Regions from separate parts of the Homo sapiens genome. Here region 2 is linked to region 1. A link is an interaction called in ENCODE POLR2A ChIA-PET data of the cell type or tissue named here. Cell type or tissue: PC-3. All regions are shown on one strand. Each heading gives the region's core, and the rest is flanking DNA. Links, peaks and the distances in the headings are about the cores only. Region 1 has its middle 420 kb from the start of ZNF385D-AS2. Region 2 holds the start of LOC124909353 (a long non-coding RNA gene).

Region 1 (15,538 bases), core at 2,877-10,876:
TGAAGCTACTGCAAGAATACAGGGGAGTCCCACATCCACAAATCCCACATGCCCATCCCTCTGGAAGGACCCATATCCTACTGAGATTTCTCTCCTCTTACCTGTCTGTCTCCTCTCTCTCTCACAAGCACACGCACTCACACACTACGGTACCCTAGGGATGAAATCACACGCACGCACACACTACAGTACCCTAGGGATGAAATACCTTTTGTTGCTCTGTTCTAGGACTTAAAGTGGGTGTTTCTCAAACTTTACTTTGCACAGGAATAACCTTGGGATTTTATTACAGTTCTGATTCTGATCCAGTAGATCTGGAGTGGGGCCTGATATTCTGTATTTTTAATGGTGTGGCAGAGGCTGCTGATTCAAGAACCATATTTTGAGTTACGACACACAAATGAACAAACCTGCTTTCTAATATCGGCTGAGCCATTATTTGTAAGATAGTCTGAAATAACAAAACAAGCCCCGTTTTCATGGGGTTTCAGGATGCTGTGGAGGCCAAATAACTAATGAACACAGTGCCAAAGGATAAAATACCCTACAGGCAAGCTTCTCATTATTGTTATTAATAATTACTCCTGATAAAATCATTACGAATACTAATGCTGATGACAGGGTAGAGAGATTTTGGTAATTTACCATTCTACATTTTCTCAAGAGAAGCTCTGAAAAACAATCCACAGTGACCACCCCACAAACACACCCTGATTTAGAAAGAAAATGTAAGTAATATCCTCTAAGGGGCAGTCTGTTCCTCCCAGGAGGCCATCGTTGAATTTTCCAGACACGCAGCGCTATTCAAGTGTGTATTAAAAAGTAGCCAAATCACTTATTAACCCACAGATAAGAAGAGCAAATGCCAAGAACAAAAAAATAAAGACAGAAATATAGTCAATGCACCAAAAGATCTGTTGTGATTTGAATTAGCATGACTGATAAGTTAGTTTGACCCTTTCTCTTTTTCCATGCTTTCATCTGAATGTAAACACCCATCCTTCTATTTCAATTCAAGAAGTACTTACTAAGCCTAATTTACCATGGTAAAGGCCTTTCTTGGGAGTGAAAAAAAACTCGTCCTGCCCCTGCTTTAAAGGAGAAATTGGACAACATACCAATAAGTGCCGTATTAGGCAGACTATGGTGCCAGAAGAGAACACCAAACACATTAGCAAAGTTCAAAAGGCAGTGAAGTCTGGAGATACTTCATTGAAGGGAGGTCATTTGACAGAAGTCTTAAGATATGATTTTCTCTGACAGAGATAAAAAGGAAGGGAGTAGTCTATAGTCTACCCTTCTACCCAGAGCATACAGTACATGGAGGAAGGTAGAAGAAATGATTTGGAAGATGTCAAGTGGGGCTCTAATTGCTAGCCTGGGCAATTTGTACTTCACTCCAGAAATGCTGAGCAGGGGACCTCCATGACCAGGAATGTACCAAAAAGATTAATCTGATATAACAGGTTCATAAGATGATCTAGAACCAGAAAATAGTAGAGCTGTAGAAAGCATTTAGGAGGCCGTGGAAGCACTAGGTAAAAGATCATGAAGGTAAGAACAGTGATAGCAGCTGTGGAGAATGAAATATAAGGATGTTTAAAAAGAGACATTGCTGAGATGTAACTAACAACGTGCAGCAATTACGTGAAGAGGCATTTATTAAAGATATCTCTAACTTTCTGTCCCTGGAGAACTAGAAAAATAGTGACACTTTTAGGAGTTGAGAACCCAAGAAGGGAATTTACAGTTGTTCAGTTTTATTTTAATGTTTGTTTAGGAAAGGTTGTGAGATAATGAGTTCTCTTTAGGCAGCTGTAGTCAAAGGTCTGCGGGAGATGTTCAGGTGGAGATCCTTATACATCTAGAAATTCAAGCTTTGCTCTATGGAAATGGTTCTGCATTAGAGCCTGTATTAGCTCTTGTGTTTTAGAGCTCTGGACATGTGTATGGAGTTCAACTGTTGGGAGAATGTGAGGTTTATGAGGTAGAATATAGGAAGCAACAAAAGTACTCAGGACAAAAGCTTAGAGCTATATGACCTCCTTGTTTCTCAATATTCTCATCTGTAAAATGTGAAAAATAGTACCCTCCACATAAAGTCATTATAAGGATGAAAAATAATGTACTGATTTTTCATTGCAATTTATATTTTCTACACTAACCTGCTCAGTCTGAGAGGGCAGGGACCATGCGTATCCTCTTAACTGTTACAGCCCCAGCACCTGACTGAGTGCTTGGCAGATAATAGGCTCTAAAAATGTTCGTGAATATTTTAATAATTAATAAGTTAATTATTAGATTAAAAGAAGAAGGGACACCAAAGAACTACCAAAAAGACGGGCGAAGATACAGTCATGGGTTCTATTATTTCAATGTCATGGAAACTAAGTTAGGGAAAATTTTGCTCTAGAGATGGTCAGGTGAGCACAGAGAGATTAAAGAGAAAACATGAATACACATTGAGAAAATGCCTGTTGTTCAAACCTGAGTGACATATTTATCTTCAGTTTCTCTAATATGCTAATTTTTTCTTGTCTCAAGCTCTTTGCATATACTTTCTCCCTTGAATGGGCTGAACGTCTTTGGAATCCTTCTTATTTTTTATTTTATTTTATTTTTTTGAGACGGAGTCTCGCTCTGTCGCCCAGGCCGGACTGCGGACTGCGGTGGCGCAATCTCGGCTCACTGCAAGCTCCGCTTCCCGGGTTCACGCCATTCTCCTGCCTCAGCCTCCCGAGTAGCTGGGACTACAGGCGCCCGCCACCGCGCCCGGCTAATTTTTTGTATTTTTAGTAGAGACGGGGTTTCACCTTGTTAACCAGGATGGTCTCGATCTCCTGACCTCATGATCCACCCGCCTCGGCCTCCCCAAGTGCTGGGATTACAGGCGTGAGCCACCGCACCCGGCCCTGGAAAAGTTTTTTAAAAAGTTAATAAACGTAGTTAGCCCATACTCCTTTTTTCTTAGATTGGGTTATTCAGGAAACAGACTCTGTAGACATGGAAATTAGTGTGCAGGATTATTTGCTGGGGAGAGCCATTGAGGTCAAGGCATGTGAGAATAGAGCATGTGGGAATGGGTAAAGCTACAATACAGTTTCAACACTGGCCTTCTGTCAATCTCACAGGAGTTCTGGGCTGCATTGGCCCTTTAGAGTTATCCTGAGCTGATGACAGGGAACCAGGTCTTTGTACCATTGCAACAACCAGTCTTTTCTAATAATCAGAATTACGTTCACATAGAAGCCTGAAGAACTAACCTGAATGAGAATTTGAATATTTTATTATTACTATTTTATAGCAAACAGAAGATGACTACATTGAATGCAGCAATTGTTTTAATAAGCATTATTATTTGCAAGGCACTGTAATGGGTACTTTGGGGGAACACAAATGTACTTAAAATCATATGTTTGATATCATGAAACTTAAGAAGTAAATGATGTATACAGAAGTAAATTATCTGTAAAAGGAGGATAATAATAGTATCTACCTCATAAGGTGAATATGAAGATTAAAAGGTCTTCACTAAGTTAAATATAAAAGTATTTGCTTTTTTGCCCTAGCTATAATAGGTGGCACTGAAAGATTTTGTGAAAAAAAAATAAAAGAGGAAAAACAAGTTGCAAGAAGCTCAGGGTAAGAAGTTTTCACTTTATCAGAGAAAGCCTAATGAAGAGAAGGGATTAGGTTGAGTCTTAAAGAATGCTTTGGACTTTGAAAGGCAAAAATGATGGTGAAGACAATATGGCATTCCAGGGAAAACAAACAGAATGAACAAAACATGTAGGGATTGAAGGCTTAAAAATGTTTTGAGAACAAGCAAAGGTACCAGTGTTTCAGGGATATAGGTGGAAGATTTGGAATACTGCTGAAGATTTTCATTTTTGGGTTTGTTTTTATGGTTTTATTGAGAAGAAAATGAAGAATAACAATTTGAGCTAATTTAAAGTATGAACAAAATAGTGTTTTATGAAAATTAATCTCTGCACAATTGGAAAAAAATTGGGAGCAAAAAAAAAATATGTTTCTTGTTCCCGCCTGACTCTAACCTTTCTTTCTGGTGATGTTCTAAGCCAATGATTACCAATCAACAGCAGCAGCATCACCTGGGGACTTATTAGAAATACAGATTCTCTGGCTCAATCCCTGATCTACTGAAGCAGACAATCTGGGTGTGGATTTCAGCAGTCATGTTTTAACAAGACCTTCAGGTATTTATATATATGCTCAAGTTTGAAAATCATTTCTGTAGTGTTTCTCTAACATAATTTTTTTTCCTGGAGCAAATATCCTTCTGGAATATCCTGAGGCAACCCACTTCTCTCTGTAACTCTCTTGAGGATATGATTCCTTTACAATATCTTTCCAGACTGTCTCTGACCAAATGACTCAGCAGTGAACCATGCTATGCTCTTCTATGGGTCAGGTTGGTTTTGAAGCATTACTCCATATAAATCTTTAATACAACATTCCTTCTGTTTGTTTTGGATGAGAGATGCCAGAACACCACTGTGTCTATTCTACTGCAATTAAGATACCAGGAAAAATCCTCACAGAACTTCACAGGGCATCAGAAAGGGCCATTGATTAGTATACTTTTCCATGACACAAAAAAACAAACAAACAAACAAAAAAACACTAAAATGTCCCTTCCCATTATTAGTCAAACTCTGGAGTAACTAATGGAAGTATACATAAAAATATTTCAAAATAATTAGAGTTTGGATACTGAGGAGGGGACTATGATCAATAGAAAATGGTTTTTAAGTATATGCTAAATAAGAAAGATCAATGTAATGGCCAAATGTAGAACTTATTTGTGACTCTGGGGATTCTGGATATTTTTTGATCAACGGATGGGAAGCTGACAGGAGAAGAATAAAATGACAAGGAAGTGAATTTAGCACTCAGTGTATCCAGCCCAGATGGGGGTAAAGACTTGAAATACACAAAGCAATCCTATGGAGTACTGTGGCTGCAATAAACTCAGCACATTTTGCAGACACCAAAAGAAAAAAAATCACACACAGATACAATGTGTTACATATATCGGATTGGTCCACAAGTAATTGTGTTTTTTTGAAATTACCTTCAATGGCGAAAACCACAATTACTTGTGTACCAACCTAATACAATTCATTTATGCTTCAAAATAGTTTCATTTTATTACCCAAACAGGAATCTTTCCCAAAATAATGTATCAGTTGCTGTGTAGTTATACAAGTTAGCAGAGAGTGAGGTTTGTAATATGTGTATGTGTGTGTGTGTGTGTGTGTGTGTGTGTGTGTAAATTATATACATTTCAGTTTGCCCAGGTATCTATCTTTACAGGGATATTTATGAAACTTTGCTCTTTTCCTGGATGTCTAGAAGCATGAATTCAGTAACCCACAAATGTTACGTCACCTCAAACTCTGTGTGTCTCCTTCAGCAATATCCCCCATTGACTCCTCTTTTAGCGATTTTCCCATTCTATCAGGTTGAGTATCACTAAGCCATCTTTACTCACTTTCTGTCTTAAATTTCAGCCAAGTTGATTTCCTGTGCTCAGCAGGACTTAGACTCATTTCTACTTCATATTTAGAATGCCAGGATTTAGATTCGGGATCCCATTTGGATTAATTGCCAATATTAATGTATAAGCTTTACTGACTGAAATCTAAGGCTGAAATCTTGATCTTCTTCTAAATGGAGTAGATCAATGCCAGAGAAATCTGCCCAAATCATGCATTTTGCCAAGTTACTCCCAGTCCTTCACATCCCATGCCTTACCATTGCCTTTACAATATAGTTTAAACTACAACACAGCATCTGAAATCCCATTTCCTCATTATAACCTGCCACTCCTATCCTTTCACTGTGACTTCTTTTTAGCCCAATGATCCCCCTGCTGTGACTGGGACATCTGTTGCCTAGAAAGTTTAGTCCTCTTTTTCCACCTAGTGAAATTCAGCCCATCTTTAATAACCAGGTTGAAAACATCAGGCAAGTAAGTAGAAAGGAAGAGGAAAGACAAAGGAAGAAAGGAAAGAAGGGAGGGAGGGAGGAAGGAAGGAAAGAAGGGAGGGAGGGAGGGAGGAAGGAAGGAAGGGAGAGAGGGAGGGAGGAAGGAAGGAAAGAAGGGAGGGAGGGAGGGAGGAAGGAAGGAAGGGAGAGAGGGAGGGAGGAAGGAAGGAAGGAAGGAGGGGGGGAGGAAGAAAGAGAGGAGGAAGGAAGGAGGGAATGAAAGAAGTAGGAAGGAAGGAAGGAAAGAAGGAAGGAAGGAGGAGGGAGAGATAAAGGAAGAGAGGGAGAGAAGGACAAAAGGAGGGGAGAGGGAAGAAGGAAGGTAGAAAGGGAAAGAAGGAGAGAAGGAAGAGGAGAAGGAGGGAGAGAAATAGAAGGAAAGGAAGGCAATATGGAGAGAAATGAAGGCAAGAAAATTAATACTTATTTGGCCCCCAAGCAGCAAATGTCATCACCCCTACCTTTTTCATATGAGGAAACTAAACATCAGAAAATGAAATAAATTTTCCAAGCTCACAATTATTAATTGGCAGATAAGATATGTCATCAGATCTTTGTGCAGCAGTTTCAAACTTGAATATGCACCAGAACCACCTGGCAGGATGGTAAAAATACAAACTGCTGGACCCTGGCCCCAGAGTTTTTGATAAGTTAGTGTTGGGTTGGGGTCTGAGAATTTCCATGTTTAGCAAATTCTCAGGTGCTTTTGCTGGTGGTCCAGGGATCATAATTTGAGAACTACTGGCCTAGCAAGTGCCTCCATTGCCATCACCACTAATTGGCACATTGTAGTCACTCTACAATCATTTGCTGAATAGATACAAGTGTATAAAATCTAGTTTCTACTATATTTGGAAGCCTTTCTTCATCACCGCAGTTGGCAGTGACAGTCCTCAACTCCTGATTTCTCTAATATATATTGTCTACACCACTCAGTCTACATTTACTATTTCTGTTGTGCTATGACAGATTCCCCAAGGGCACCCTTCAGTTGAAGGTGCAAGTGATTAAGGGAAGTCTCCAGGAGAAATCAGTAGGAGAGTGGTAGAAGTAAGAAAAGAAAAAGGAGGAAGCGGAGCAAGTATGTGGGTGAAGTCCCACAGAGGGTGGCTTCAGCTTAGTCCCATTCAGCTCCAGCCCCTGGACCAGAGGGCTGGATTTTCGTATTTCCACATCCATCATTCATCATTGCTTGAGGCTTCCCAGGAGGATGTGCATTCTCAGGCACTTCTAGCTCTCTGCATAGGAGGGCAAAGTGGCTCCAGTAGCCTAAGGGCAGCTATTTAAAAATGAGCCACAGATGCTGGCTGTTAAAAGTGAAAACAATAAAACAATAAAAATGAATCTGAGAGAATGTGGGTGGACACCGACATACACACTAGGTTGCACTGGAGATTTTTTCTTATACCTTAGTCCCTAATTGGATTTTAAAATCCTGGAGACTGAAGGACGTGGTGTGTGTGTGTGTGTGTGTGTGTGTGTGTGTGTGTTTAAGTTGAAACATCTGAAATTGCCAATATTCAGCCATTTTTGAAAAACAAAACTGGCTATTGCATATTTCTCAACTTGACACATAGATCTTAACTAACCACCATTCAACAATGGGATAGATTAATCCATAGCCTTCAGTCCCCCTATCCTGTCAGATGCCCCCTTCCCTGAAAGCTCTCAGCTGGCTAAAGACTGTTTTTCATGTGCATGCAATTACTGTTCTTACCAGTTGAGTCATATATTTACTAAGATTCAGCCAATTTTGTTGTGCTTATTATTATAGTTATGCATTTTAGTTAAAAATCACATAAACTAATGAAATATGAGTGTGAAAAACAATGTTGCATCTATGAAAATTACATTTAATGCTTTTTAAATTTCCAAAATAAGAGCTACTGAAAAGCAAACCAAAAAAATCTCCTTTTGAATTAGATGCCAATAAGACAGCTGTAAAAGACTGGAAAAAAAATCATTACAATCTAGGAGGACTGTTCATGTGGAATGTCTTAATAAACATCTCTAATGTCTCATAGCAGGTTAACAAAACCCAAACTAGGAATTGTGGTATTTCAATTAAGATGTTTTAGGCTGGAAGTAACAGAAATTCTGCTTGAAATGGCTTTAAAGGAATAATGGAATTCCCATTCTTGTGAGCCAGAAGTCCTGAGGTAGAAATGCTCCGGAGTTGTTAAACACAACAGGTTAATCAAGTCATCCCATAGCATTTCCACCTGTCTGCCTGACCACTTCTAGTTTATTGGCAACAACACTTCATGAAGCCAAAATCACTGCAGCAGAATAAGGAACCCCACCCTGATAAATCAATAGTCAACAACAGAAAGGGAACTCTGGCATACTGTCTCCCACACCCCTACATTGCTTTTTAGCAGCAAAGACATCTTTCAAAGAATTTCCCCAGATTTCTTTTGTGTCTCATTGGCCAGAAACAGATCATCGCCTAACGCCATTCATTGGTAAGCCAGAGAATCACCCAATTCACTTGGGAAAGGGAAATGCACCAGTGTAAAAGAAGCTCTTGGCAGTACATTGAGCTCCATAGAGACAGCGCCGGGGCAAGTGAGAGCCGGACGGGCACTGGGCGACTCTGTGCCTCGCTGAGGAAAAATAACTAAACATGGGCAAAGGAGATCCTAAGAAGCCGAGAGGCAAAATGTCATCATATGCATTTTTTGTGCAAACTTGTCGGGAGGAGCATAAGAAGAAGCACCCAGATGCTTCAGTCAACTTCTCAGAGTTTTCTAAGAAGTGCTCAGAGAGGTGGAAGACCATGTCTGCTAAAGAGAAAGGAAAATTTGAAGATATGGCAAAGGCGGACAAGGCCCGTTATGAAAGAGAAATGAAAACCTATATCCCTCCCAAAGGGGAGACAAAAAAGAAGTTCAAGGATCCCAATGCACCCAAGAGGCTTCCTTCGGCCTTCTTCCTCTTCTGCTCTGAGTATCGCCCAAAAATCAAAGGAGAACATCCTGGCCTGTCCATTGGTGATGTTGCGAAGAAACTGGGAGAGATGTGGAATAACACTGCTGCAGATGACAAGCAGCCTTATGAAAAGAAGGCTGCGAAGCTGAAGGAAAAATACGAAAAGGATATTGCTGCATATCGAGCTAAAGGAAAGCCTGATGCAGCAAAAAAGGGAGTTGTCAAGGCTGAAAAAAGCAAGAAAAAGAAGGAAGAGGAGGAAGATGAGGAAGATGAAGAGGATGAGGAGGAGGAGGAAGATGAAGAAGATGAAGAAGAAGATGATGATGATGAATAAGTTGGTTGTAGCGCAGTTTTTTTTCTTGTCTATAAAGCATTTAACCCCCCTGTACACAATTCACTCTTTTTAAAGAAAAAAATTGAAATGTAAGGCGGTGTAAGATTTGTTTTTAAACTGTACAGTGTCTTTTTTTGTATAGTTAACACACTACCGAATGTGTCTTTAGATAGCCCTGTCCTGGTGGTATTTTCAATAGCCACTAACTTTGCCTGGTACAGTATGGGGGTTGTAAATTGGCATGGAAATTTAAAGCAGGTTCTTGTTGGTGCACAGCACAAATTAGTTATATATGGGGATGGTAGTTTTTTCATCTTCAGTTGTCTCTGATGCAGCTTATACGAAATAATTGTTGTTCTGTTAACTGAATACCACTCTGTAATTGCAAAAAAAAAAAGTTGCAGCTGTTTTGTTGACATTCTGAATGCTTCTAAGTAAATACAATTTTTTTATTAAAAAAAAAAAAGAAGCTCTTGGGAACGTAGAAGAGGGGGAGTAGCTTCTAGACAGGCAATCAATACTGTGTGCTCCAGGTAGATTAGGCATCATGGGTTTTCAAAATAAGTGATGATAAACACCCATACTGCAAGGAAGATCTTTGCCCTACATTTAGAAATTGGTGAATGAATGTACACTCATATGTATCAAGTTAAACATAAAAATGCTTCAGTTATATATTCTTTGCTTTAAATTTTACTCACCTTCTGATCCTGATCACATCAGATAAGGAATTTCCTACTATACTTACTGCTTCATTGTATTTTTAAAAGTAGACAGCACAAGGTTCCACACAGAGTATGTAGTCAATAGGTGTTAATAGCAGTGATGATTATAGATATTTGGTACAACAGGGACCCAATCAATGTTTATTGATTTACTATACATAGGGGTTAAGAGAAGATGACAAATTGAGAGTGTTGTATATGACTATTAAGTGTCTTGCCCCTATCTGGGAAATCATATCTACTGTCAAGCAAATGTCTGGCCTATTTCAAATATTAAGTACTTTCACCTTTAGAGGATCACTTCTATTAATAATTCTGAAAGCTAATGATGGCAGAAAAAAAATGCTGGCTATTTACCAAACCATCTACTTTCTCTCCTAGGAACATGGAAAAACTATTTTGACCAGCTGCCCAGCATCTAGAAAAGGCTTTATAGTTACTTGTGGCCACAAAAATGTTGACTGAAAACATTGGCCCCCAAAGTCCCCTGGGATATTTATGCAAACACCTGCTCATTCCCTCTCTGTCATCTTGTCATTTGTAGATTTAAAGCAGAGGAACACACCTCTGTTAAAATGGCTTATAGCCAAAAGATAGGCAATAACAAATGCACAAGAGGATGTGGAGAAAGGGAACTCTCATACACTGTTGGTAGGAATGTAAATTAGTACAACCACTGTGGAGATAGTTTCAAGGTCTTCAACAAAACTAAAAATTGAGCTACCATATGATCCAGCACTCCCACTGCTGGATATATGCCCAGAAGAAAGGAAATCAGTATATTAAAGAGATATCCGCACTCCTACGTTCGTTGCAGTACTGTTTACAATAGTTAAGATTTGGAAACAACCTAAGTGTCCATCAACAGTTGAATGAATAAAGAAAATGTGGTACAATAGAATACTATTCAGCCATAAAAGGAGATTCCAGTTATTTGCAAAAACATGATGGAACTGGAGATCATTATGTTAAGTGTAATAAGCCAGGCACATTAAGACAAACAACGCATGTTCTCACTGATTTGTGGGATCTAAAAATCAAAACAATTGAACTCATGAACATAGAGAGTAGAAGGATGGTTACTGGAGTCTGGGAAGGGCAGTGGGGGGATGGGAGGGAGGTGGGGATGGTTGATGGGTACAAAAAGTTGTTAGAATGAGTAAGATCTATGATTTGATAGCACAACAGATGACTGTAGTCAACAATAATTGTACATTTTTAAATAGTGTAATTGGATTGTTTATAACTCAAAGGATAAATGCTTGAGGGGATCAATACCCCATTCTCCATGATATGCTTATTTTACATTGCATGTCTATATCAAACATCTCATATACCCCATAAATATATGTACCCACAAAAATAAGCATAAAGGAGGGAACAACTGAGGACTTCAAGGACCCAGGGTCTAACAGAGCCACCACATGCCAAACATTTTGCTGAAATGTGCTCTCTTATTGTTAAGCTCTTGAGATTGCGTGGTTATTATAGCAGTTAGCAACTTACACATGTATAGAATAATAAAACAGGCACAGCTGTAGCCATAATTGTAAAGTAAGGGATACTGGTTTTTGGCACGTCTCGCCACTTGACTTTCCTGAAAATTTGCCGTTCTTCCAAGTTTTAATGTCTTTCTTTTTACACTTTACTCCAAACACCTAAAAACATTCATGTCGCTCTGCTGAGAAATGAATCCTTCTGATATTTGCAACCATGCTAAACTGTACAGAACTTCATTTGGTTGTAGTCTTCCACATTCATTTGCATTTTAAAAGTCCTACAGAAAGACTACAATGCTTACACCTAAAGAATCTATCACTAATGGTTGAATTTCAATCATCAGAAAAATAAAAAAATTACTATACAAATTACACTATATAGGTAATAGCCTATTTCACTTAGAATCCCAGTCCTGAACAGAAATTAAGTTTACATTTTGATTTTTCATGTAAAATAACATACAAAAAAAGGCAATTTTTCTATTTAAATCTCTTTCTCCGCATGGCTTTCAATTTACACTTATTTATAGTATACTAACTAAAATTCTTTAAAACTAGAAAGGTTTTATACTATTTATTGTTATAGTTCATGAATTTTAAAATGTCTAAAATTGAGAAAGATAATTAACGAAAAGTGCATATAATTTAATTGTGCAAATGAACAATATTCACTAACTGTGTAATGAACTGAGAATTTCTTTACTTACATTCAGAAACATTTATATCAACATTTTTTTTCTCTATTTTAGACTGCAAGTAATTCCAGGGCAAGAAACGTAACTTGTACTTTATTCTGTATGTGGTGCATAGTATCATCTATCTATTCCTATTATTGGAATTAATTCTTACCCTTTGAAATAGATGACAAATGTTACATATGTGGTGTGGTAGAAATGTATACCTAGCAATTAAAACATATAAAACAAAGAAACAAACAAAAAGGAGCTCATCTACTTCTCTAAAATCCAGTAGTTTCCTCCTGAGCCCCTATATTTGCTAATGGAAGGTAGAGGAAGGGAGAGTGAAGAGAAGAGTATGGAAGACTCAAATTTAAAATCAAAGCAACTTAGTTACCTCTAGTTGCAAGTAAACTCTTTTGAGTACATAAGCAGTTAACTCAAATTTCAAATTTCCTTTAATGTTGTTTTCCCTCTCAAAATATCTCCCTAATCCGTATTTCTTCCAAAATGGTACCCAACTCAAGGGGAAAGTTTTGATATTTTCATGGCACTGTGGAAGAAGTTAGTAGGTGCTGACACCCTCTGTCCTGGAGCTGATAAATAGTCTTCCCCTTCCTCTGAAGAAATGTAGTTGCATACAGGGCACATGGCTAGAATTGCAGTTTCCACTTGTCATCTAAGCTGGCCAACTTGGTGCAGTTGTACACAGCAGCTCTGAACATCTCTCACCGGTTGAATGTTGCATTTAAAAAGAGCTTCTTTGAGAGAATTTTCAAACAGCCAGTTGTCTTTCACTCTGGATGAGAGGCGATTTATGACCACAAAGCATTAAAAAAAACAAAGCTAATTATATTCCTATATTGTCCTGAAAGTAGAAGAGACAGAAGTGGCAAAAGATAATAAAAGTATTTGTCTAATGTACTTGTGCTTGAATTAGGTGTTAAAATTCCTAGAGTTGATTTTGTTATCTGTTACTTTTGGCATACTTTACATTCATCATTTAATTAATTAGACCTCAATTTTTCTACCCTCTCCTCTCCTCTCCTCTCCCCTCCCTTCCCCTCCCCTTCCCTTTCTCTCTCTATCTCTCTTTTTTAGATGAAGTCTGTCCCTGTCACTCAGGCTGGAGTGCAGTGGCGCAATCTCGGCTCACTGCAGCCTCCACCTTCCCAGTTTGAGCAATTTTTCTGCCTCAGACTCCCGAGTAGCCAGGACTGCAGGCATATGGCACCACACCTGGCTAATTTTTTTTGTATTTTTAGTAGAGATGGAGTTTCACCATGTTGGTCAGGCTGGTCTCGAACTCCTGACCTCAAATGATCTGCCGGCCTCGGCCTCCCAAAGTGGTGGGAGCCACCACATCTGGCCTGGACATCAATTTTTCTATTAAATGAGTGTGACAATATTCCTCCTCTACTTCACATTATCTTGAGTATTAAATATGCTAATATACTTGAAAGCTCTTTGGAAATCATAATTTTTGATACAGATGGAAATTGTGTCTTTGTGTATCAACTCTATGTAAACTCCCTGGAAGCAGTGTCAATATCTCACCTTTCCTTGAATCCTCGCAATGTCCTGAACATAATAAAATCTCATTAAATATGCCATGGACTGATAACTGATTTGCTAAAGTGCAACTCAGATAACTATGCTAGCTGGTATAAAAGTATAAAGGTCTGATAAAGGAGCTCTCTAGTGTGAAGAAGAGTTTTAAAAATCCCTTTTGAATATTGATAAAACACTTCAAGAGAACTATTCAAAATCATATAAAGTGAATTTTGCTTATATTAATTAAGGAAGGTCATAAACTGTAAAGAAACAACAATCAGATTAGCAATGGTTTAAAACAGTAGTTCTCAAAGTACCCTCCAATAACTACCACCACCACCACCACCACCACTACATAAGTATCAGCATCACCTGGGAATTTGTTAGAAATACAAATTCCCAATCCCCTTTCCACGTCTACAGAATCAGGAACTAGAGTAGCGACCCAGCAATCTGAGTTTTAAAAATCCCCGCACATAATTCTGATGCATGCTAAAGTTGGAGAATCACTGGTTTCAATGATATAAACAGTTACTATCTAATCTACAAAAAACATGAAGAACATTGGTTATAAATACTAGCTGAGCTGCTGAAAATGGTTAATAAGTGCTAGGCTCTCTATGATTCCAACCCTGGGGCCTTGGCTTGCTAGTGTTGCCCTCAAATTCATCATCTTAAGTGCTGTTGCTACAGCCCCGATGATCATGTTCTCACTTGAAGCTGGAAACCATCATTCTCAGCAAACTATCGCAAGGACAAAAAACCAAACACCGCATGTTCTCACTCATAGGTGGGAATTGAACAATGAGAACACATGGACACAGGAAGGGGAACATCACACACTGGGGACTGTTGTGGGGTGGGGGGAGCGGGGAGGGATAGCATTAGGAGATATACCTAATGTTAAATGACGAGTTAATGGGTGCAGCACACCAACACGGCACACGTATACATATGTAACAAACCTGCACGTTGTGCGCATGTACCCTAAAACTTAAAGTATAATAATAAACAAAAAGAAAGCCAAAAAAAAAAAAAAAAAGAGAGAGAGGAAGAAAGGAGAAGGGACAAAGCCATTTGGAACTGTCACTTTTACTGGGAAACTAGATGCTTTCCCAGAAAGTCTCCAGTCTTTGGGAGGACAAGCCGGGAGGATCACTTAAGCCCAGGTGTTTGAGACCGGCCTGGGCAACATAGTGAGACACCATCTCTATTTAAAAAGAAAGAAAGAAAAGTCTCCAGTCTGAATTCTCTATACACATCACTGGCTAGAATTGAGTCTTGTGGCCACCATTAGCTGCCATGTGAATGAATAAACTTTTCAAACTGTATTTTGGAGGAAGGTAAGGGAGAAGGGCGTTGAGAATGCGTATTTGGTTAGCCAGTTAACAGTGTCTTCAAATAAAGAGGATTACAACATAAACCCAACAATTTAGAATATTTATCCTTGACGTGAGAAAACAAATGGAAAATGAGATATCTGTCTTTATACAATGCATTTGAAAGGCAGCCATGTCGAAGAAAGCTCAGATGTTATATGAAGTTCTATGAAGCAGAGACAATAGGTGTAACTTAGAGATCACAGATGTTGGCTCAACAATGATTAAGCCTATTCAGAAGGACATAGGATACTTATGGAGTAGAGTGCACCTTATTGCTGTATAACCATTTCTAAAAATGTAGTGGAGAGAATTCCTGCAATGGATCCCTTCCAAGTCTAAGATTGTGTAATTTAATACAATGAAGTACTGCGTGTTATGGATGATAATTACTAATACTTGGCACATGTTTACTCTACCCTGA
Region 2 (15,538 bases), core at 4,680-12,679, 1.3 Mb after region 1:
GGGGAAATGCAGAAAGAGGTGAGCAAAAGAGCCCCTATGGAACAGCTATCCACTCTTCACTACATGCTAAGGCCATTAGCAAAAGGAGAAAGGGGAGGTTCAGGCAGGGACGGTCTGAAAAGCAGGTGGACAGCCCCAGCTATGGACAGGTGGTCACGGCACACAGCCAGAGTCCACCCGTTTGTGGCCAAGCTGACTCAGTGAGGTGGAGGGTGGGCTGGTGGAAAGAGGAGGGCTCGCAGCCAGAGTTTGGGGCTCAAGAACTATCCCTCAGGTGTTTGTGGCCTCAGACAAAGGCAATTAACCTCTTCACGTCTCAATTCCCCAAGTTGAAAGTAGGAATAATGAATAGAAAACAGACAGAAAACTCTAATACTATGTAAGTTCAGGCCTGTCCCAGTCTCCTCTGCCTTGGCACACACCCTAGGTGACATTTGCAAGATTAGTGTAGATAAGATAGGTGTGAGAAATGATCTCCTGGCTCCTCTCAAAAAGGCATATTGGCAAAGTGTTCTCTGTTCCAACTACTTTTCAAGTACAGCTTGTACAAACCTCAGGTCTCCACCTGTGATTAACAAGAAGACACTTGTGCTGGTTGCAGCGGCTCATGCCTAGCATTTTGGGAGATCAAGGCAGGTGAATCACTTGAGCCCAGGAGTTTGCAACCAGCCTGGGCAATGTGGCCAACCCCATCTCTACAAAAAAAAAATAGAAAAAAAATAGCTGGATGTGGTGGTACGGGTCTGTGGTCCCAGCTACTTGGGAGGCTGAGGTTGGAGGATTACCTGAGCCCGGGAGTTTGAGGCTGCAGTGAGCCATGATGTCTCCACCACACCCCAGTATGGGTGACAGAGTGAGACTCAGAAAAAAAGAAGAGAAGAAGAAGAAGAAAGAAAGAGAGAGAGGAAGGGAGAGAGGGAGGGAGAGAAGAAGGATGGATGGAAGGAAGGAAGGAAGGAAGGAAGGAAGGAAGGAAGGAAGGAAGGAAGGAAGGGAAGAAAGGAAGGAAGACATGTGAGAAACCTACTGGCTCAAGACCCTCTGAGACTGAGAACCACTTGATTCTAACTCTCGTCTCCTTGTCAAACTTCTCTCCCTAAGAATAAAGGAAGGGTAATTGGGCCAGCTATGAAGTCGCTCACATACTCTAAGAATTTGCCCATTTCTGCAGAGGAGGCAACCCAGAGAATGCTGGGAGGGAACATTCTTTTTGTCAGCCATAAAGAGGCCCAACTCATCTGCCCTGTGAGGTTCCCCAGCCCAGGATTTAGGAACTGAGCTAAACATATTACAATTAGCAATTCAACATCTTGCGTTTACAGAAATCAAGCCATAGCTATGTGATGAAATATTAAATATATGAAATGGCCACCTGTGTAGGTTCAAAATAGTTCATTCTAATATATTTTATCATTTGACAGATTCCAGAAAGGAACATGTTCTCTTACTAACTTAATACTTCTTTCCTTATTCTTCCCTGTTTTTTTTCTTTAAAAACATCAGATCTGAGCAAAAAGATGGAAGATGAAATATATCTATTAAGTAAAATTAAAACTCAACCTTTAAAGTTTTATCTTCTTAAACAATAAATAAAATGTAATTTTTTGCATACTAGATGTATGGAACTCCGCTAAGTATTGAGACTAGGAGACGGTGTATACAACCATAGCACTTATTTTGTCAGTGAGAAAATATATTTTAAAAAGGACTGTTCAATTGCTCGCATGAAATAATCTGAAAAAATTATGAGAAACCAAAACGAAGCATCACCCCCCAACACACACAACAAACCCCACTCTGAACTATCTGTAATAGAACTAAAGATATTTAATTATGTGATAGAGGTCCTAGTCTTTGGGTTTTATTATTGGGTATTATGCCCCATAGAAACAAATCATTGGTCAATTACAAATGTATTGAAGCATAAAATACTTTATTAAGGCTGTGATTACTCAAGTGTGGTTTCTGAAGATGCCTGCACCTTGCTGGGTTCATTTTCACTGGCTTTAACTTCATCCTCCATGGCGCTTCTAATCTATGCAAATGGTTAGCATATCCATGTACTTAATAACAAATTACTGGATCTATTACATACTTAAGTCTTTGGCTATGACCATGTAATTAGATCCCTGGGTGCTTTAAAGGAGAGGAGCTTCATATAAATAGAGAGAAAACAATAAACACGCATGAGTTGGCCTGCCCATATGTTTTACATTTATAACCCCCAGTGCTGGTGCCCAGCAGGCACTCAAGGAACACGGGTGTTGGTGAGAGGGGTTTTATTGGGGGGCATTATTGAATTCACCAAGCCTGGCTGTAAGTCAGCATAAAAAGGTTTTAAGTATAAGTTGATGACATTAAAGAAAAAAAAAAAAACTCTAAGGTAAAAGAAATAACAGAATAATTTTATATAAGCTATTATAAAAACCGTAATCACAAACTTCTAGATGTAAGAAAAACAAGTTTAGGCCTATATGCAATTACTAAATGGAAAAGAAGGAAGGAAGAGAAACGAAACGACACTGTTAGCTGTTGACAGACTAGAGGAAGTGAAGCTCTCGGCTACTTGATATAAATAAACGTTCATTGAACACAAGAGGTTGTGGATGATGCCACCCCTGTTAGGCATTGAAGCAGAGGTGCCCCTTGGGGTCAAGTCCCCAGCTGTGGTGTCACTCCTCGTGTTCAGCAGCCGTCCTAGAGCAAATGTCCACCTCGTACCACTTCAGATTTTCTCCTCCCTTTGTTTTATCTTTCTTCTTCCCTTTCCTTTCTTTTTCTCCTAAGCAATCTTTAAAATAATTTTAAAATCCTATAAACATTCTAAATTGAATTCCTCAGGCAAGCCTCAAACTTGATCTTCATTGTTCCTTTTCAAAGTTCCAGAGTTTAATACTTTCTATTGGTTTGAAAAAAAATTCTAAACACAACACACTAAAAACGCAGCATGCCCACCACCCAGAATGAACAAAGATTGACATTTTGTTATTAAAAAAAAATTAGAAAGCAAGAGAATATTACAGATACAATGAAAGGCTCTTTTGTCCCTGACTTAATCTCATTCTCTTCTCTCCCTAAGACATGCATGATCACTAAGCTAGTGTGTCCCTCCCGTTCTTGTTCTGTGCTTCTACTAAGTGCACATGTGTCATAAACTGCAGTGTGGCTGGGTTATTACTTTACAGTTACAGGAATGTATACCCATCTGTAAGTTGCTGTTTTCACTCAGCACTGAGCTTGGGCCATGTGTGTGCATAGAGACAGCATTCACTCCCATGTTTCACCCTATGAACATTCCTCAGCGTATTTATTCCCATCTTGATGGCAGTTCAGGTTGTTTCCAATTTGCTGACATTTCAAATGACACTGCGATTTTGTAGAGTGCACGTGGATTCCACTTTTGTATGTGTAGCCAAATTGCTCTGCAAAGTGATGGCAACCAGTTGACCCTCCCACTAGCAGCTCCTGTATAAGAGCTTCTGTGTCCCTGCATCCTCTCAGGCAGTCAATTTTGTCAGACTTTTTGATTTCTGATAATCCGATGGGAGCTCTTTGGGGTTTTAACCTTCATTTTCCTGATGACTAGGGAGGTTGAGCACACGCTCTATGGGGGATGTTGGCCGTACTTACTCCGATGTGCCCTCTTTGTCCCTGTCCTTTTTTATTTTTCTAATGGAGTTAAAAAAATAATTTATAGTTCTTTGTATATTTTGAATATAATCTTTCATCTGTTTTATTTGTTGCAAACATCTCCTAGCCTGTCATCAGTCTTTTAACACTTTTATGATGTCTGCTACATATATTTCCAGGTGGTTTTCATTTTGAACTCAGATGTATCCACTTTTTGAGTTCAGCTTTCTTTTGCATCCTGTCTAAGAAATCCTTGCCTGTCCCTAAGATTAAATATTGTAAAGTTTTATATAGGTCTTCAGTCCATGAGGAATTTATTTCTATATGGTGGGCAAGGTGGAGACCTAATTTTATTGTATTTTTTCCATTTCAATAGCCAGCTGTCCTAATATCCTGATTTGTAGGGCCATTGCTATCACATCCCAAGTCCCAAATATAACTAGGATGGTTTCTGTGATCTTTATTCAGTCCTATTTATTGTATCTTTTTTCTATCTTTCTACCCGGTTTATCTACACAGCTGCCAGGATATAGTAAGTCTATGAAGTGGTTATTTGATTTAATCAAAATATGCATGGAAGGCTATAAGTAATTTTTTGGTTTCATGAAAGAGCGCTGAGGAAGGTGAAGACTGCACTTCTCTTTGGATGGGGTTTAGTAAATGTTAAATGAAACCAAGAACCAGATAAGGAAGGGTTGGGGGTATGGGAGAAAAGAACTCAAATTTGTTGAGCACCTAAAACTGTGCCAAGCGTAATCTTGGCTTGTTGTGTTAATCATTTCATCTTCTGTGCTTTGAAATCAGTTTTATTTGTTCCCATTTTACAGATGAGAAAACAGGAGACGCAGAGGAATGAATAACTTGCTCAAAGTCATATAGTGAGTGGGTAGGAGGGTTGGGAATGACACTTAAGTCTGTCTATCCCCCAAAGACTTTGACATCTCTGCCACAAAAACTAAAGAATGTTTGGCTGGACAGAACATCTCATCTGGGATACTGATGCTTCTCGTCTAGGAGAAGTCACTTCACCCCAACTCATTTGAGTTTAGGGCTGGGAGTAGATGGTGGCCCTCAGCAGAGCTCAGGTTTGCTGACATCTGTTACAGTGCACCAGGCAGTTTACATACATCATCTAATTACCTCAACAACAGTCCTGCAAAGGAGAAATGATTAGCCTACAATTTCAGACAAGGAGACTGGGCTACAGAGACAATAAGCATTTTCCCAAAGTCACACTGCTATGAAGGTGTATTTTCAGGGCCGCAGCTGGTCTATACACCTTCATGTACATTAGATTACAAAGTCAGCTCCTACTCCTTCCCCCTTACTCCTAGGGAAGTAAATGTTGAATGAAACCAAGCTCTACAGAGGCTTGACTGGCAGAGTGTAGGCTGGATTTCAACCTGCCGACTGAAATCCGTGCATGGAGGCTTGACCCTAGGTTGGTCTGACTCCAAAAGCTTGTTCCATTTCTGGTACATCCCATTGTTTTAGACTAGTCCTCACAAACTTTTATGGTTCCACACCATTCAGTTGAGACAAAAGACTGTAATGGTCCACCCATTTCAACCTTCCATGGAAGAGCAACTAGATAGTAACAAGAAGAGGTTGTTTACATGTAGATGTTTTATTTAGCTGTAGCTGTGGTTAACCACGATGCATACTAGGTCATGAAATCTGTTTATTAGGAAAAAAAGTAAGTCAAAGTCGTGATGCCAAGTGTTTTCACAGCCGGACCTCTTAGGAGAGGACAAAATAGAGTTCTGTGCATCCTCAAGTATGGTGCTAATTTTGTTTATAAATTCCTAGTAAGAAGACCTGAGTGGTACATAAAAATGGAAGTCGGTGAAGGAGTTGCATTTTTTAATTAGCTCACAGCCACCAGAGACCTCACTTTGAAAACCACTTCCTTAAACAAAAACAAAAGTCAGACCACACTGACTTTCTTTGAATTCCCAGTAGAAATCCTAGTATGGGAATATTCGGGAGCGTTTATTACCGAGTACATAGATGAGCTGTTCCCCATTCTTTCCAGATGTAGACACTTTTCTGAGCTGTGTCCACATGACAATGGCTTGTCGAGGCACACAAACCACAGGCACAGATCTGAAATGATGGCAGCCCACTCGCTTATAGAGAAAGAGACAACCCGAATGTAGAACCGGAAGGAGCCATGAGAACTGGAATCGGATTATCCCATAAGAAATGATAAAACGGTTGTTATAGCCGTGCCAGAAATATGACCAACTAGAAAGAGTGGGGACAAATGACTTGATGGAAGTTTTAGGGGAAAAAAAAATAGATTCCACGTGTCTTAAATCCAGATATTGTTCTCAAAAGACCATGTTTAATAGCTGAGTGAAGCAAAGAACAAAATAATGCCCTTCAGGGAGAAATAGAGAACCTGAAACCAATAACAGCCTCCTCTACATTTATGGCTTTTCCTGACTGAGCAGCTATTGGCTCAAACTTAATGGAGTTAAGGCATTTATTACCACATTTTCTTTTTACCTGGATTCTTGTTGGCCTCCTTAGCTAATTTTTTTTAGTTCAGTACCTGTCCTTCAGGCTATCTTTCCATAAAAAAGGCAGCAAAATGATGAACTTTTCTGCATTGTTCTGGGCAAAGAAATGACCACTTCATTTGCTTTTCGGAGAGGGGATCCTGTTTTTCTTTTTGTACAGTCCTCACTCTGACCAAGAGCGTGCAGCACCTGGATCTGGTGATTCAGATGTTCTGTGACCCCAGCTTCAGTCCTCAAGGATTCCTTTCTATTTGGACTGAGGGCCGTGGGTGTCTTTTCAGTGATGAGACTGAAAAGCAAAAACTCATTCTCAGTTTGCTGCTCTTGGTGTTCCTCTGGTTGCATTTTCCAACTCCGTCTGTGACCCAGCTGTGTTCTCAACAATACCTCAACTTGATGGGGCTTGGCACTTGTTTCTTTTCGTCAATGGTGTGTTATGAATAAAGCTTGTAAAAGCTGCTTCCTTGGAAACTGTTAACATGGTCTCATCCCACAGGCCAAGTTTTGCAGCCCTTTGCTATCCTTATCTATAGTAGACCAACTCAAAGTTCCTAACTGCCTTTTATAAAAGAGCTTGGAACTCCATGGTTCCTGGCAATGAGTGCAAAAATTTGACATTTCTATTAGCAAGAAAATATGAGAAAATATTTCTTGTTTTACCTTGCCCCTTCCCCTGAATTCCTGTCTTACCAAAGGAAAAAAAAAAAAAAAGAGTTAAAATCTAATGCATCTCAACTAATGTGGGCAACTAGCAGTTTTGCTTTTTTAGCCAAAGAACTCTACCCCCACTGCTGCCCATTAAGTAGTAAACAGGCCAAATAAGGAAATGATTAATCTTGCCAAGTTCACTCACCATAATTTGGTTGGCAAGCTTTAGCGAACATGGTATAATAGAATTTCAACACTGGAAGAGATTTGAAAAGTCATATAGTCCAACCATCCAACGGATGCTTAAATGTCGTCCTCTGTGCAGCAGTGGCTCTGAATCCTGGCTGCACATCACAACATCACAATAACTGCAAACACTTGTTCAAAATAAAAGTCATTGGGCCTCACTTCCGTGAGATTCTGATATAGTAGGCCTGGGATGGACCTGCTTATTTTGAATAACACCCAGGCGAATTGATGTAGCCACTCCACAGAACAGTGCTGCAGCCTTTGGGGAACAGGCCAAGTATCAAAAGCCTTTGCTTGGTCTTCTGCAGCACCTGGTCCTCACTATCTTCCAAAGTATCCGAATTTGGGCAGCTCTGACTGTTGACAAAATGTGTCCTCAGTCTCCGTGGAAATATTTCTCCTTACAACTTCTACCTATTGACTCTACTGCTACCCCTTGGAATGACACAGAGCCAGTCTAACCACCGGTGAGCCTTCAGGTATTGGAAGATGGCACTCATGGATCTCTTCTGAGATCTCCTCTCCAAACCCAACATCTTCCTACTCTGTAAGAGCTCCCTTATGGCTGGTTCTGACCTTTTTCCCCAGTGGATTTCCTCTCCTGAGGATGGATCTGACTTCGGGATTTTAAATTCAGTAAATCTAAATTCTAATGCAAGCTCTTCCTCTTACTAGCTGTATGGTTTGGGGCATGATAGTCAGCTTTTATGACCCTCCACTTAGTCATCTGTAAAGTGGAGATGATGCTACTGATTGCAGGGTTGATTGTGGGGCCAGCACAGAGCCTGTCACACAGCAGTTCCCCAGGTCAGTCTCCTTCCACCAAGTAGATATGTGAAAATATTATATATGTGGCTCACATTACATTTCTATTCAATAATGCTAATCAAAACATTATATTCCAAGAGAAAGTTGCTGTCCAAGACAGAGTCAGAGCAGAAATCTCATGGAAGTCTTTGGAATTTCTGACAAAATTTCAGGGAGTGTGGAACAAGGGTTGAGCTGGTCATACCTACGCCAGTGATTCTTTTGTTTTTGTTGTTTTTTTTTTTTTTTTTTTTTTTTTTTTTTGAGACAGAGTCTAGCTCTGTCACCCAGGCTGGAGTGTAGTGGCACTATGTTGGCTCACTGCAACCTCTGCCTCCTGCATTCAAACGATTCTCCTGCCTCGCCTCCTAAGTAGCTGGGATTACAGGCACCCGGCTAATTTTCGTATTGTTAGTAGAGATGGGGTTTCACCATGTTGGCCAGGCTGGTCTTGAACTCCTGACCTCAAGTGATCCGCCTGCCTCGGCCTTCCAAAATGCAGGGATTACAGGCGTGAGCCACCTCGCCCAGCCGCCAGTGGTTCTTAAACCCTGTTGTATGTTAAAATCACTTGGGAAATTTATAGAAATCCTAATGTGGCGCTCCATTTCAATCAGAATCTCTAGGGGTGGGACCCAGTAGTTTTAAAACTTCCAAGGGGATTCTGATGCAGGTAGGGTTGAAAACCAGTGATCTTGACAGTGCTTCTCCTATCAGCCTTCCATGCTGGCTGTCCTGCATTCAAACATCCTGAGCACACAGCCCACAGCCCAGGGTCCTCCACGCTCCCTCCTGAAGTTATATGGTAGGTGTTCAGTTTTCCATAAAGCCGCCTTGACACATGTAGCTTGCCTCCTATCCTCTGCCCCGAAGTTGTTGATGCTTGATTTATGGACTATCTTGTGTTATTTATTGTGGGGGATACATTCTAATAAATACATTGTTAGGTGATTTTGTCATTGTGCGAACATCAGAGTGTACTTACACAAACCTTGGTGGCATAGCCTACTACACACCTAGACTGTATATAGCCTATTGCTCCTAGGCTACAAATCTGTACAGCATGTTACTGTACTGAGTACTGTAGGCAGTTATAACACAATGGCATTTGTGTATCTTGACATAGAAAAGGTACAGTAAAAATACAATATAAAAGATTTAAAATGGTAGACTTGTATAGGGCACTTACTGTGAATAGAGCTTGAAGAACTCAAAGTTACTCTGGATGAGTCAGTGAGTGAGTGGTGAGTGAATGTGAAGGCCTAGAACATTACGCTATTGTAGACTTTACAAACACTGTATACTTAGGCTACATTAAATTTATTTTAAAATTTTTTCTTTCTTATACAATAAATTAACCTTAGCATATATATATATATATATATATATATATATTTTTTTTTTTTTTTTTTTTTTTTTTTTTGAGACAGAGTCTTGCTCTGTCACCCAGGCTGGAGTGCAGTGGCGCGATCTCAGCTCACTGCAACTGCCGCCTCCTGGGTTCAAGTGATTCTCCTGCCCCGACCTCCTGAGTAGCTGGGATTACAGGGACGTGCCACCACTCCTGGCTATTTTTTTTTTTTTTTTAGTAGAGATGGGGTTTCACCATGTTGGCCAGGCTGGTCTCAAACTCCTGACCTCAAGTGAACCACCCCTCTCAGCCTCCCAAAGTGCTGGGATTACAGGCGTGAGCCACCGTGCCCAGCCAGCTTAATATAATTTTTTAACTTTATAAACTTAAAAAAAATTCAACTTTTTGACTCTTTTGTAATAACAGCCTAAAACACAAACACATTATACAGCGTACAAAAAATATTTTTATATCTGTATTCTATAAGCTTTTTTCTATTAAAATTTTTTTTAACTTTTAAAACTTCTTTCTTAAAAATCAAGACACAAGAACGCACACTCTCCTAGGCCTGCACAGGGTCAGGATGATCAATATCACTGTCTCCCACTTCCATATCTCGTCCCACTGGAAGGTTTTCAGGGGCAGTAATATGCATGGAGCTGAAAACGCCTATGATAACAATGCCTTCTTCTGGAATACCTCCTGAAGGACCTGCCTGAGGTTGCTTTACAGTTAACATATTTCTAAGTAGAAGGAGTACACTCTAAAATAATGATAAAAAGTATAGTATGGTAAATACATAAACCAGTAACCTAGTCATTTATTATCAAGTACTATGTGTTATTCATAATTGTATGAGCTAGACTTTTAGTTGACTGGCAGCGCAGTAGGTCTGTTTACACCAGCATCACCACAAACACATGAGTAATGTGTTGTGCTATGATGTTACAATGACAATAGCATTACAACAGCTTTGCGTCACTAGATGATAGGAATTTTCAGCTCCATGATAATCTTATATATGGAGACCACTGTCATACATGCGGCCCATTGTTGACCAAAGCGTTATGTGGCACATGATTGTAGTTGTTTATAGTCAGCATCCCTTCTGATTGGGTGGTCTGTGCCATTTTTGAGCATTGCCTCTTGGAACAAGGTATAAGAAAGACAGAGCCCAGCTATAACTTTAGGAATGTCCGTACCCTCAGGAATATCTGTATCCTTAAGAAGGGCAACAGGGTTGCTGAGTACAGGCTAAAATAACGATAAAAAGTACAGTATAGTAAATATGTAAAAAAAACAAGTATTATCTATTGTTTTCTTTTTTGTTGTTGTTTTTTATGTATTGTGCATAATTGTATGCATAATGCTTTTATATGACTGGCAGTGAAGTAGGTTTGTTTACACCAGCATCATCACAAACATGTAACACATGTAACTATAACACAGTTAAGTCACCTGCAACATCACTAGGCAATAGCCATTTTCCAGCTCCATTACATTCTTATGGGACCACTGTTATATTTGTTCTCCCTCACTGACTGAAATGTCGTTATGTGGTATGTGACTGTACAACATAAACTCTTCATTGTTTACTTTGTGGCTTCTTTGCATGGCAGTCATCTGAACCTTGTTCCTAAATTCGGGGACTTCCCCACTGTTATGGTCTGAATATTTGTGTCCCTCCAAAATTCATGTGTTTAAACCTAACCCCCAAGGTGATGGTGTTAAGAGATGGGGACTTTGTCACTGCTGTATGTGGAAACTAAATAAAAAGGAGATGGGGATTTGGGGAGGTGATTAGGTCATGAGGGCTCCACCCTCGTGGATAGTTTAAGGGCTTGAGGGAGGCTTTCTGCCCGTTCTGCCATGTGAGGATGCAGTCATTCATTGCTGTCTATGAGAAACAGGCCCTCACCAGACATGGCGTCTGCCAGTCCCTTGATCTTGGACTTCCCAACCTTCAGAACTGTGAGTGATAAATTTCTATTGTTTATAAATTACCCAGTTGAAGGTATTTTGTTACAGCAGCCTGAATGGACTAAGACACCCACTGTATATGTTTGGGGATTGATAGGGTGTATCACTTACCACAGAAGTAAAAAAGAAGGCAGATTCTTGCTTCATTCCTGCCCCAAACATGAGTTTGTGGTGGACATGTGTCTCAGTATGGCAAATCAGATGCCCCTGCCCAGGGCTTTGACGCTCACAGTGGGAGGCAAAGAAGCAGAGAGAGAAAACTATCCCTTCAATAAATCCTTTTCCTGCTTAAGTCTGATTTAGAGCTGGTTTCCACTGCTTTCAAGGTTAAGATGTTCAAGGCTGTGCTGGGAAGGCAGGTTGCCATGCAATCCCAAAGTGTGTGTGCTCGTTAAATCTACACCTCCTCTGAGAGCCCAGGGTAGGTCACCAGCCATCTCATTCCTCCTGGGACTCAGGGGATTTCCTGGAATATGGGACTTTCCGAGATAAAGCTAGACATACTGGGCAAACCCAGGTAGTTGGTCAACCTAATCTGAGCCCCATGGACTTAAAAGAGCTTTGGTGTTCCAAGTCAAGGCTGTCTTGGCTCCAAGTCAATTCATTAATATGTCCTGGAGAAAAGGAGGGATCCCAGGAATGCCTTTTCCAGAGACAGCTTCTGAAATCAAAGGCCCTCTGAGGAAATGCTTAGTAGGAGTCACTGATTTTATAAGAGTGACTCATTCAGAACATTTCGATGTAAGCAGAGGTGGATTTACCAGCGAGCTACTGAAACTTGAGCTTCAGAGGCCCTTGTTTGCCCTTGGAAGCCATGGTAGGGGCCCAATGAATAGTCACAGGATCATATGTTTTTGTCAATTTTACAAAAGTAAGATTTTTTTTTTTCTCTGCAGTAGGTTAAGATGCCTGTCTCTTTCTCTTCTGACTTCCCCTCCTATTAAGTGGTGGACGTTGGCATGTCCAAGTGCATTTCTGAAAATTCTGCTAAGGGGTCATTCAGTTTAGAATACATTTAGTTTGGATTTAATGGGATGTGTGCCTGAAGTCACTGTCACTTCTTTGTACAGTTGTACAGTTTAAGCTATTGCTGGCAGGGGAAACGCACATATCCTACCTTGAGTATTTTATTTGATGCCAAAATGCTTCTTTAAATTTTATTCTATTTTATTTTATTTAGAGACAAGGTCTCTAAAAAATATGTTTCCTGGGCTGGGGTGCACTGGCTATTCACAGACATGATCATAGCTCACTGCAGTCTTGAACTCCTGGGTTCAAGCTATCCTCCCAAGGAGCTGAGACTACAGACACGCACCACCATGCCCGATTCAAAGTGCCTCTCATATCCACAGGGAAGAAATGCTGAGTTATCCATAAACTTCAAAGCCTGAGCATGGCTGTGGGAGGCAGCTAATAGACAACTCTGCAAAGAATGGGAATCATTTTGAAAAGAAGCGTGGAGCTTTCACAAAAGAGAAGAGAGCTAGAGCAATAAACAATTTCTATCTACACAAAGAGGAGCAGACACGTTCCTGTCTTGGACCCTTTATTTTGGACTCCGGTTGGTCTGAATTGAAACTGCCTTTTAGTTGGGAGCTACAGAAAGGCTGGGACCTTGAGATCACAATGGATGCTTGTTACACGTGAGATGAAAGTTTGAGGAGGAGTGTACATCAAAAGATGCTGCGTTGATGACGTCAGAAATTATATGCTGAGAGAGCCTGTTGCAGTGAAGAAGGTGGGGTTTGCCTCCCGCAGGTGAGGCCCTGCTCCAGCCCCATGCCCAGTATTACCATGGCACTCACAAAAACACCATTTATCCTATTCTTTGTTTTTTGCTGCCTGGGAACTCCTCGAAGGCAGGATCTTGTTGATGATGTTTGTATCAGCAGCACCTGGCAGAGTGCCTGGGCCCAAAAGTAGACTCCCAAAAAATGTTTGCTGAATTTAATGACAACATCTTGCAGGTTCTGTGACCACCATGACATCCGGTGCCCTGCTGCTTAATAAAGGTGAGTAAGAATGAGGTGCTCTCATAATAAGAGACTTACATAGAAAACCAGCTCAGGGGATTCCAGGACCACAGCTCCTTTCTCCTCCAGGCCCAGTGCCAGGAAGTGTGGACAGACAGCTCTATGTGTCTGAAGCCAGGGATCTGTGGGGGTTGCAATAAAGGCAAAAGTAGCAGGATTTGTGCCCTCTTGTAGAAGCCAAGGAAAGAGAGAAAAGTGTTGTGGGAGAACAAGCAAAACAAACAAATAAAACTCCACTGAAAGTAAATCCATGTCTATTATTACAGTCACACCTTTAAGTAAAATTATACATAAGGATGTAAGCACAAACCAGTTTTAAAAATTCTTAGAGCAGTGATCCTTAGATGGGTAGGTTGAGGCATCCCAGTACCAAGAACGCCCCTCAGGTGCACCACACAGTTTTACTCAATGCATGAAAACTGTTTCAGCTGCAGCTGGGAACACATATATATATATATATATATACTGCTCTGACGAGTCTCTTCCAGGTGAAACACTGATTACTGAAGTTCAGGGAATGGGGTCTAGAGCTGGGTCTTGAAAACAAAGAATGGAGTGTCCTGGAATTTGGGAAGCTTTGCCCTGCGAGTATGTAAAAAGGCACCATGAGGGCAGTGAGAATTCCAAAGGACCACCAGGGGTATGGGTGGGGATAATTATGTGGGCAATTAAGCCCATGGAAGTATGCTGTCAGATGAGAAGTCCCTACCCAGAGTGAGGGCTGCCACTTGGGATACATTCTTAGTGTTTCCTTAACTTCAACTCTTTAACTTAGCTTCTCTGGAGTTTTTGTTTCTTCATTTTTCCTTTTTTAATCCTCACATTCGAAATAATTTTAAATTTACAGAAAAGTTGCAAGAATAGCACCCAGACTCACCAGTGTTAATAATTTGCCACATTTGCTTTATCATTCTATGTATCTACATTTTTTTTTCTGAACTATTTGAAACTAAGTTGCAGACATCATGTCCCATTTACCCCTAAATATTTCCACCTATGCTTCCTGAGAACAAAGACATTATTTTATGTAACTACAGGACAGGGATCAAAATTAGGAAACATGGCTGGGCGTTGGCTCATGTCTGTAATGCAGCACTTCGGGAGGCCGAGGCTGCAGGATCACTCGAGCCCAGGAGTTCGAGAACAGCCTGGACAAAATAGCAAGATCTGTCTCTACAAAAAAAAAAAATGAAAAAATTAGCCAGGCATGGTGGAGCAGTGCCTGTGATCCCAGCTTCTTGGGAGGCTGAGGAGGGAGGGTCGCTTGAAGCCAGGAGGTCAAGGCTGCAGTGAGTGTAGCCACTGCACTCCAGCCTGCCCGACAGAGCAAGAGCCCTGTCTCAAAAAACAAAAAAAGGAAAAAACATGGATACAGTGGTTTCAATCTGTAAACATATACCGGCTTTGCATTCAAATTTTGCCAATTGTCGCAATATCTCCTTGTACTTAGCGGTGCTGCCCAGTGAAGCTTTCCACAGTGATGGCAAGGGCTGCTGAGCGCTTAAAATGTGCCCAGTGCGACTGAGGAAGCCCATTTTAAATTGTATTTAATTTTTATTAATTCCAATTTAAAGAACCACATGTCCCGCGAGGCTAATGTGTTCACATAGTGGACAGCGCAGCTCACTATCCAATTCCCACCCCACCTCGCCCCCTCTTCCTGGGTTTTAAATGAATAGCCTTGGCCCCGGGAGCCCTGGCAGCGCCTCCTCCTCAGCAGTCTCGGCCGGCAGATGGGTTTCTTTCCTTTAGCCAGCGCAGACTTTTCTTAAACAAATGGACAGAGTGGTCCCCATTTATTAATAGAAGCTGCGCGACTGCACTTGCAGTGTGGCGGGCCTGGCTTCTCTTGCGAAAGCCGAAGCCTGGCGGCAGCGCGGCCCGCAAGCGCGGAGCTTCTGCCGGTGGAGGTCCGAGCTCGCAACGCTCACCCAGGAGGCCGCGCCCGCCCCGCAAGGCGGCAGGAGAGCCAAGCCCGGGCACCACACCTGCGGCATCGGAACGAGAATCCTTCCTCCAAGTCTCCTCCACTCCCTCAGGCGAATTATGGCAATTCCCTGCTGTGTGGCCTTGCCCTTGGAAGTGGAAGTGAGTGAGAGTCACGTTTGGCACCGGGCGGGTGGGAACCGCACCCCTCAGCAGTGCCTGGAGCGATGGGTGGCGAACTCTGCTCCAGAGACCTGCTGGGGATCCTGGCCATCCGCGTGTGCCTGAGGCTTGCGAGGACGCCTCTGAGCACTAGCCCAGAACGTGGAGGTGTGGGTGTGGTTTCCTAAATGAATATTTACTTATTTATTTATTTATTTATTTATTTA

What was found. Peaks named below come from ENCODE experiments on the same cell type or tissue, not always from the same donor. Only the 100,000 strongest peaks of a DNase experiment are listed, where the experiment ranks them.
Region 2: POLR2A ChIA-PET joins it to region 1 with 11 read pairs; 2 of 35 experiments call an interaction of 5 or more read pairs at or near these places.

Annotation. Positions count from the first base shown.
Region 1 is chr3:22,373,181-22,388,718 of GRCh38, forward strand. It overlaps the pseudogene HMGB1P5. Among named protein-coding and RNA genes, the nearest start is that of ZNF385D-AS2, 420 kb to the left of the region's middle. In PC-3, for the core only: no CTCF peak of the experiment used is centred there; a DNase peak (open chromatin) is centred at 4,401.
Region 2 is chr3:23,656,858-23,672,395 of GRCh38, forward strand. It overlaps LOC124909353 (a long non-coding RNA gene), which reads left to right and starts at 9,258. Exons shown (of 2, transcript XR_007095844.1): 1 at 9,258-13,202. RefSeq lists enhancers at 11,210-12,409, 14,645-15,146, 15,147-15,538. In PC-3, for the core only: no CTCF peak of the experiment used is centred there; DNase peaks (open chromatin) are centred at 7,784, 9,094, 10,794 and 11,834; H3K4me3 peaks cover 807 bases; H3K27ac peaks cover 4,825 bases.